Regions from separate parts of the Homo sapiens genome. Here region 1 is linked to region 2. Evidence: chromatin loops called from intact Hi-C (ENCODE). Cell type or tissue: chondrocyte. All regions are shown on one strand. Region 1 overlaps UACA (uveal autoantigen with coiled-coil domains and ankyrin repeats). Region 2 has its middle 39 kb from the start of UACA.

Region 1 (5,000 bases), 100 kb after region 2:
CTACTAGTATACATACAGCAGGTAGACTTTTGAGTCAGGCAAAATTCTGAAGAACATGTGTTTTAACTAAAGTGCTTTTTGAGGAGTCCAGTGGATTTGTAGGCTGGTAAAGAAAGACTTGCGGTGTGGGATGTGCAGGAGTATGTGTGAAGAAGGATCTTTTATCGACCATGAGCAGTAGGATCTGTTTGCTCAGTTGCAATCAGCTGAACCACTCATGGGCTAACTGCCCTCATCTCAGGTCAATAGATACTTGTTATCTGAATGTGGATAGTTTACTGGGGAACAATGTTGCTGGTAAATGTGTGTTACAGATCTAGCCTATTTAACAATTTAGTCCAAGAGGAAAGAGGATTCATGAAGCAGATGTGGATTCTGGTTCTTAAGATGGGTGAGAATCTAGTGACTGACTACCAAGTTACTTATTGAAAAATTAGTTTTATAGTTTCAAACCAGACACAGAAGAAACCTTAGATATAGTCAAATTAGAGGGGAGCTGAGGAGACAGGCAGTAAGCTAATAAACAGATAAACATCTGATGTAATGGCAGATACTGATGAGCTCCCTGCAGAAAAGTAAAACGGTGCAAGGATAAAGAGTGGTGGGGTAGAGTGGGACACGGGGCCGTTTAGATGTAGAGGTCTGAGAAGCCCTCTCTGAGGAAGTGACATTGGAGAAGAACCTGAAAGTAGGGGAGGGAAGAACCTTATAGGTACAGGGGACAGCAAAGGTGGGAATTTGCGTAGGGCTCTTGGGAAATAGCTATGAAGGAAGGTGTGAAAGCAGGCACAGAAGATTAAGCCACAGAGGCTGGGGAGGTGGCAGGCAGCTCAGGACATCCATAATACTAGGACACACAATCCTATCTCCTGAACATGGGCCGCTCCTTATATGGCTTTAGTTATTTGTTACTGTTTTCCCTCTTCCTTCGCCTTTGCTGTCCTATTTCTAGAAAGAATGTGCTTGCTTTGTTACCCAAAGGACAAGGTCTGAGTTCTAACAAAGATTTCCTCAAAGAATGGTGACACAGACTGGGCGGAGTCTCTGGGTTTAGCCAAATGAATCCATTGTGATATCTCGTGGTTTGGGGGAAAAAACAATCATTGTTTCAAAAATGAGATATGGTATATGACCCTTATATATTTTATAATTAGAATATGGGCCTAATGTTGTAAATTTAGTAGGAAACAGATTTCTTGTGGAAGTACATAGCAGAATTTTTAACTGGCAGCATGATCTATAATATAGCAGCTACTTCCTTCCTGTAAACACTTGTGTTGGAATGTTTTGCATTCCCATGAAACAATTTTCACAAATGTGTCTTTTTAGAGGAAGTGTAAATTATTCTCATGCTATTGTGGTAATGAGAACATGGTTAAAAAACAACAACAACAGCCACCACAAAAAAACCACCCTGAATTTGCACCGGCCTTGGTAATGTAAGAAATGTTGATACAAGTATGCTATCGTAGAGAATGCAGAGAAGTTATCTGCTTTGTCCCCAAATGGAGATTTTTTTAATAGTCTAGCTCGTTGTCTAATGTGTATTTGCCTCCTTTAGTGTTTAACCAGTTTTTTTTTTCATCCAGTGAATCCAGGTAATTTGACTTTTCACTGATAAAATATTTACTTGTTATATTAGGCAGGGTGCTAAACTTGGAAACTAAAAGTACAGAGTTAAATTTAAAATTTGTTGAAAAGTATGCATCACTATGTATTCTATTTAATGTTTTGGCAGTGCCTCTGGCTCTTCTCATTTAACATGCTAGGAGACAGACTGGCAGCAGTTGTAAGCTGAAACCTGGTTGTATGCAGAGAGACTGATAGGGGTACAAAATAAAATGGAGAAAATTTGAAAGTGTTACTGTGTGTGCGTTTCCTTAAATTAAAATGTGACACGTTTGCTTAAAATAGAATTTTATATTCTGTTTGTCAGGGCTATTATAACTTCATGTTAGATGATCCTAAGACTGAAACTGGTTTTAAATATTGTTCTGTGGAATAACCAAATTTGTCTCTTAAAATGTTGTCATTATGTCACACAATTGGTTTTTATATAATAAGCATGTTTTACAATATGTTTGAGTCATTTTCCCCAGTAGACCTGAAATTTATTACTCAGAGGAAAAGCATGCATTTACAATATATTCTTAGCTGCTCCTTTCTATCATTCAGCTGTCAAGTCCTATGGAATCTAAAGTAGAACTCAACCAATGGGAGACAGGCTCCACGCTGTTTACCGGACAATTCGGATGTGGACAGTTTTATCATGCACTGCAGCGTCTGTGTTGCAGTGTTGAGGCAGCAGGATGCAGAGTGCTGTTCAAGTTTTCCAGTGGGGTCCCTCAAAGGGACAACTTTGAAAGATAGCTAGCTTCCAAAGAATAAGAAATAGATAGAGTTACTGTACCTGACTTGGGGCTGCTCTTAATCAAGTTCTGCATTGCAAGGAAGATAATATTCGAGCGTTATGAAGGCGGAGAAGGATCCTGAAGACGAAGAAAATATCGTTAGAGATCCAAGCTAAGTGTAGCACAGCATGTGAGGGACTGAGTCACTTGTCAGGAGTTTGTCTGAGAGTTTGCTTTGTGAGCTTACAGAGATTTGTAACTTAATGCAAAGTAGTTTGCCATTAGCAACAAGAAACTAAATCCTGTCTATGATGAACTGTTGGTTTTCTTGTACTCCTAAGAACAGAGTAGGTATCCCAGTAGTCTAGTGTAACAAAAGATTCTTGGTTAGACTTTCTGAACTGTGTTCTTTTAAAATGCACTACTGTTTTATTAATTTGGTTTGCTTTATTGTTTTCTTCTTGATTAAGTTGATTAGCAGATTGGGGTTAGTAATAGTAAACAAAAGTTCTTTCTTTCTCTGGGTTTAAAAAGCACATGATAAAATCTTAATAATTGTACAGTGTTACTGTTAACTGACAGTGAATCAGAGCTGAAAATGGTGCTTGGTGTAGAACTGAAAATCATATGATAATGTGAGACTTTAATCACATTTAATTATCTTTAAAGAAAGCCTTATTTTTGGATTTTTACAACTTTGTGGTGATTTAAATGGCTCTTTTTTCCACCAGCAAGTTTACTTGGAAATAAACTGGAGATTGTTTTAATTGTAAGGATAGACTAATCAAATCTAGAACAAGCATTTGTGTGTTAAACATGATTTAATCCTTTAGGCATTTGAAAACACAATGTCTTGTAAGCTTATGTCCACGACCACTCCCCAAATTAGAGTCAGTAAACTGTTTTGTTTTTGTTTTAAAGCTTAAGAAAGGTGATGCGTAAAATGTAGCTTAGACTTGGAGCCCATAGGTAGGGTTATTCTGTACTCATAGTTGGCAGTTTAAACTTTTGAAGTTAGGAGGAAGTAGGTTCATCACCAAATTTAAGTAATTTAGAGACAATTCTGAAATCTGTGTAGGTACTTGAACCAGGTTCCATTAAAATATTAAATTTCAGAAGTGAGTTAAAATTTTAATGTATTTGTCTTTTTTTCATATTCAGTTTTCATATTCATTTTCTACATCAAGTATTTAATTTTACATTACTTGTTTAACAAGAAAGTTAGTGATGGTGATTTTTTTTAACTTTTCTTTTTTGGTTTATAGGGAATAGTAGATATAAAATTATATTGATCAAACATGTAGAGGATATACAGGTGATTCAGTTTTTTTCTCAGATTTGTTAGGGTATTTGTGGCCATAGGATTCATTTTGTAAGTTAAGTGAAAAATATCCAGATCTTTTTTTGTTCTAGAAATAATACTGGATTTAGCACAGAATTTACTAGTAAATTGGTATAATATTTTAAAAGGCTAAAATCTCACCTGTTTAAGTAACATGTATTTTAGTTCTATCTTCTGACATTTATGCTTATTGAGAAAAGATCTAGGTTATTGGCTTCAGAATACCTTGAATGTATTTTCTCTAAAGTTAGAGGTAACCTTGATACGATTAAAATGTATGTTATATGAGACATCCTTCTTAAAACCCCCACCTTTAATCTAAATACACATACACAGAATTTTTATTAAAATAAAAAACATTTTTTATAAAAACAATACATGTGGAATGTAAAAAGGGAGAAAATGAAAGTAACTTGTAATCTTAATATTTTTAGATGTTAAGCAGTTAATACTTTAGAGTCTGTCATTTTTAGTTTTTTCTATGTAAAAGTTTTATTTTATTCTAATATATAAACATAATGAATTGCTTTCTGTATAGAATGTGTGTGTGTGTGTGTGTGTGTATATATATATATATATACAATTTGCCTCCATAAATATATTTCCAACAGTACTTTTTAAATAAATGTCTGTGTTGGGGGGGGGTAGTTTCTTAAAATGTATGTAGAATTCCACTGCATCTAAGAGTCCTAGGAGCTATGTAACCAGAGCCAAATCTAAAAGTGTGATTTGAAATCTGAAAGGGTATGGGAAAAGCACACTGATTTTGGAACTATAGAAGTCATGGTTGGGCTTTTGAACACTTAAGACATTTACTGTCTCTGGGGCCTTGGCTTTTCTTATCTGCTAAATGGAGATGATAATTTTAGTTTACTAGGGTTGATTGGGACTTTAGTGCCTGGTACAGGGTAGGTGTTCAGTAGTTATTGATTTCCTTTTTTGCCTCAAAGGCAAAGAGAACTGGACAGAGAACAAAAGAAACATGCTTTCCCTCAAAAGTATAATTTTAAATGTTTCTTGTATATCATGTGTTTTGGGAAGATTTTATAACTCTGCTCTCCTAATGAAGTTAGCACAGAAGGGAGAAGGAAATTTGGAATGCAACTGGAAAATAAGTGATGTATTATGCAGTACTGCTTTCCTTTCTCTCTTTTTTCTTTCTTTAGAAAAATCTTAACTAATGTAGTATGCCATATTTACTTTTTTTTTTCCTTTTTGTAGCATGCAGCAGATTGGAATAAATATGATGACCGATTGATGAAAGCAGCAGAAAGGGGGGATGTAGAAAAAGTGACCTCAATCCTTGC
Region 2 (5,000 bases):
AAGTATCCCTTATGGGAAATGGGATTAACTAAAATTATCCCTTATGGGAAACGAAGGGATGGGCCGAAATAAAGGGGTGGGTCTGGCTAGTTATCTGCAGCAGGAACATGCCCTTAAGGCACAGATCTCTCAGGCTATTGTTTGTGGTTTAAGAACACCTTTAAGCGGTTTTCCGCCCTGGGTGGGCCAGGTGTTCCTTGCCCTCATTCCGGTAAACCCACAACCTTCCAGTGTGGGTGTTATGGCCATCATGAACATGTCACGGTGCTGCAGAGATTTTGCTTATGGCCAGTTTTGGGGCCAGTTTATGGCCAGGTTTTGGGGGCCTGTTCCCAACACCTGGTATGATGGAAGTGTTTAATAAGTCCAGGCTGTTAGGCCGGGTGCGGTGGCTCACGCCTGTAATCCCACCACTTTGGGCCGAGGCAGGTGGATCACTTGAGGTCAGGAGTTTGAGACCAGCCTGGCCAACAAGGCAAAACCCTACCTCTACTAAAAATACAAAAATTAGCTGGGCATGGGGGCAGATGCCTGTAATCTCAGCTACTCGGGAGGCTGAGGCATGAGAATCGCTTGAACCCAGGAGGTGGAGGTTGCAGTGAGCCAAGATCGCGCCACTGCACTCTAGCCTGGGCAACAGAGCAAGACTCCGTCTCAAAAAAAAATACAAAACAAATAAATAAATGCAGGCTGTTAATAATGATGATGATGACACTAAATATTTAGTAGTTGATGTTCATTTTTATCATCCTGGTCCCTTCTCCCTCATTGCCCACCCGCAAGGCAGCCACTAAATCTATTTTCTGTCTTTAGCGTCTCTCCTTCTCTGATACCTGCCACTGCTTCCCTACCACACCGGCTCCACCTTAGGCAGAATGTTCTCATTTCTTCCCTGTTCTTGTCTAGGGCTGGTCTCTCACCTAGACTCCTATCTCTTTTCTCACCTCTGAGGCTCCTTGGAGGCAAGAGCCATGCTTTACTCCTCTTAACCTCCTCCAGCACCAACTGAGTGTACATTAGGAATTTATTGAATAAACAGATGAAATAGAAAAAATAGATATAAGGATGGATGGACAAAATCATTGCATTATATGGAAATCTTCAAAAGCGTAAGATGTCTTATAAATCAGAGTGGTAGGCCAGGCACGGTGGCTCACGCCTATAGTCTCAGCACTTTGAGGAACTGAAGTGGGCGGATCACCTGAGGTCAGGAGTTTGAGACCAGCCTGGCCAACATGGTGAAACCCCGTCTCTACTGAAAATACAAAAATTAGCTGGCCGTGGTGGCAGGCACTGTAATGCCAGCTACTCGGGAGGCTGAGGCAGGAGAATCGCTTGAACCCAGGAGGCAGAGGTTGCGGCGAGCCGAGATCGTGCCACTGCGCTCCAGCCTGGGGGACAAGAGCGAGACTTCATCTCAAAACAATAAATAAATAAATAAAATAAATCAAAGTGGTAATGGATAATCAGGGATTTGGAAAAACAAAATTCTAATTATGGTGTAATCCCCAGAAGGTGTTTCTGAACAGAAAAGTAGCAATGGCTGCCAGGCGCGGTGGCTTACACCTGTAATCCCAGCACTTTGGGAGGCCAAGGCAGGCGGATCACGAGGTCAGGAGATCGAGACCATCCTGGCTAACACGGTGAAACCTCGTCTCTACTAAAAATACAAAAAAATTAGCTGGGCATGGTGGTGGGCACCTGTAGTCTCAGCTACTCGGGAGGCTGAGCCCAGAGAATGGCGTGAACCTGGGAGGTGGAGGTTGCAGTGAGCCGAGATCGTGCCACTGCACTCCAGCCTGGGCGACAGAGCGAGACTCCGTCTCAAAAAAAAAAAAAAAAAAAAGAAAAAAAAGAAAAGTAGCAATGGCCTAATCAATTATGTTAATGTGTTGGAGGAAGCAGATCTCCCAGAAGAAATGAGGTCTGCAGAGATGTTAGAAGGGGAATCAATGTCTGCAAGTGGTCAGTGTGCCTCTAGTTATGCTCAAGGGACAGAGGCGCTGGGCCTGAGGTCAGGGCTTTTCCCACTGCTGGAAAGAGCACTGTTGTGGGGCAGAGATGCTCCATCCGGCCTTCTTGACTCATGTGAAACATTCCCTCTGAGTCTTCCCACTTCCTTTCTTTTCATTCCATCCTTTTCACAGGACCAAGCCTTTCTGATGACTAATTTAGTCTGGGGAGCAGATAAGAATTGTCGTATCCCAGGACATCTTTGCATTTCATTTTGCTGTCAGTCTCTCATGAACATGGTTCTTGTAGGTCTGTTCCCAAGAGTCCAATCAGCTCTGGATGCACTAACGGCACTGAGTTTCTGGACCTACGAGGCTGATGACACCATGGAGCCATGGTAAACGCACTCTTACACTGCCCCAGGTAACCTGCTAGTCGACCAAATAGTCCCAAATTGTGAGCCTCTTCAGTATATAATTGTGTTCTCCAGTGACATAAATAATGCCTGGTTGCATCTACTCAAGGTGTTCTGCCTTCACTATCACTGTTTCTGGAAAATGTGACCTAACTCATTGGAAAAATTCCTTACCAGTTGTCTTGGCCCAACTAACATTCAACTTTAATAATTCTGCTTTTTTGGCCGGGCGTGGTGACTCATGCCTGTAATCCCAGCACTTTAGGAGGCTCAGGCGGGCGGATCACCTGAGATCAGGAGTTTGAGACCAGCCTGGCCAACGTGGTGAAACCCCATCTCTACTGAAAATACAAAAATGAGCCAGTCATGGTGGCAGGTGCCTGTAATCCCAGCTACTTAGGAGGCTGAGGCAGGACAATCTCTTGAACCTGGGAGGCAGAGGTTGCAGTGAGCTGAGAATGCGCTATTGCACTCCAGCCTGGGCAACAAGAGCGAAACTCCATCTCAAAAAAAAAAATAGTTCTGCTTTTTAAATTCATTGACCTGTGATTGATAATATGGAACAAGAATGGCAAATATTTAGCATATATATTGTCTCCACTCCTGCCCATGTTCTTTGCACACACCACTAATGAATTTGGCTTTCTATTCCATTTGTTTTGTTTGTTTATTGTTGTTGTTGTTTTTGAGATGGAGCCTCACTCTGTCACCCAGGCTGGAGTGCAGTGGCATGATCGCGGCTCACTGCAACCTCCGCCTCCCAGGTTCAAGTGATTCTCCTGCCTCAGCCTCCTGAGTAGCTGGGACTACAGGTGTGCACCACCATGCCCAGCTAATTTTTGTATTTTTAGTAGAGACGGGGTTTCACCATGTTCGCCAGGCTGGTCTCAAACTCCTGACCTCAGGTGATCAACCCACCTTGGCCTCCCGAAATGCTAGGATTACAGGAGTGAGCCATTGCACCCAGCTGCCTTTCTTTTCCATTAATTTAGCTGTCAAATTCTTCTTATGGCAGTCATCCAAAAAGACACTACCAAAGTCGATAGATGAGCTATAACAATATTTACCATTTCTGACTTAAAGGTTTCTATTAATTTTCTAAAAAGAAGTGGCATCCCAGTGATCTATTACTCCATAACACACAAAAATTCAGTGGCTTAAGACTACAATTTTACTTGTTCATGATTCTAAAGGTTAGCAATTTGGGCTGAGCTCAGCTGGGCAATTCTGCTGACTTTGTCTGGCTACAATCATTTGGTGGTTTGATGAGGACTGGACGCTCTAACATGGCCTCATTCACATGACTCGCCGTTAGAGCTGGCTGTTGACTGGGCCAGGTATCTGCAGCAGGCTCACTTAGACTTCTTCACATGATATTTATGTTTCAGTGTATAAGTGCATTTCAAGTCCCTGCTTATAATGTGCTTGTTGGCCGGGAGCGGTGGCTCATGCCTGTAATCCCAGCACTTTGGGAGGCCGAGGCGGGCGGATCACCTGAGGTCGGGAGTTCGAGACCAACCTGACCAGCACGGAGAAACCCCATCTCTACTAAAAATACAAAATTAGCCGGGCGTGGTGGCACATGCCTGTAACCCCAGCTACTAGGGAGGCTGAGGCAGGAGAATCGCTTGAACCTGGGAGGCAGAGGTTGCAGTGAGCCGAGATCGTGCCATCGCAATCCAGCCTGGGCAGCAAGAGTGAAACTCTGTCTCAAAAAAAAAAAAAAAATGTGTTTGCTAAGGTCCAATTGGCCAAAGCAAGTTATGTGCTGGAGCCCAGAGTCAGTGTGAAAGGGACTCCATAAGCACATGGATTGAGAGAGGCATGATTTGCTGGGAGCCATTATGGTCAGATACACCCCAGACAGGATGGTACTTTGTTTATCAGAAACTTCCTGAGTGCTTACTATACTGTGCTTGGCACTGAGTATAAAAAGACAAAGCAATTGGGAAGAACTTTGAAGAATGGAAAAGCTCTAACTTGTTGGAAAGGGGGAAGAAGAACACAGCAAATGCCCTAGTGGAATCACTGTGGGTGAAATAATCCTCGTGTTTATGTATGTGTGTGTGCCAGAAAAAAGGGGAGTGCTGAATTATTTAGATAATTTCTTCTATTCGCCATTTTATGCAGATTTGTTCGGTCTAGGTTGAATGAGGAACTCTATTGCTTTCCATTGGGATAAGTGTTCCTTAAAGCTTTTCTTCAGACTCTTAAAATATTGAAAACAATTGCATAAGTGTATCCTTCATGACCACAAAGAGCTACTTGAGATTATTTTTTTCCCCTAGAAACTTGGCCAACTCTGAGACTGAGGCCCAGGCTTGCTAACTCTGATATTTCCTCCCTCTCTGCATTCCTGCCACCCACAGCTGCTCCAGTCCAGAATGAAAGTTCAGAGGCCAAATACTTACAATCCAAACAGCCTCTCCAGCAGTGATGGCAAAGAGACAGCTTCACTTAGGAAAACAAACAATCATGCCTTCCATTTATATAGCTCTTTAGCTATTTTTTTTTCAAGAAATATTCACATCCTTTCTCTCATCAGATTATTCCCAAAACTGAGGTGGGCAGGGCATGTTTTAACTGACGGGGAAACTGAGGCCCAGACAGGCGAGTTGACTTCTTCAATGGG

What was found. Peaks named below come from ENCODE experiments on the same cell type or tissue, not always from the same donor. Only the 100,000 strongest peaks of a DNase experiment are listed, where the experiment ranks them.
Region 1: a loop joins it to region 2, with 2.4 times the contacts of the local background. A loop is called at or near these places in 2 of 110 quality-filtered maps.

What each region holds. Positions count from the first base shown.
Region 1 is chr15:70,699,575-70,704,574 of GRCh38, reverse strand. UACA (uveal autoantigen with coiled-coil domains and ankyrin repeats) reads left to right here. Exons shown (of 19, transcript NM_018003.4): 2 at 4,915-5,000. Among named protein-coding and RNA genes, the nearest start is that of UACA, 61 kb to the left of the region's middle. In chondrocyte, no CTCF peak of the experiment used is centred here; no DNase peak of the experiment used is centred here.
Region 2 is chr15:70,799,949-70,804,948 of GRCh38, reverse strand. No RefSeq gene overlaps it. Among named protein-coding and RNA genes, the nearest start is that of UACA, 39 kb to the right of the region's middle. In chondrocyte, no CTCF peak of the experiment used is centred here; no DNase peak of the experiment used is centred here.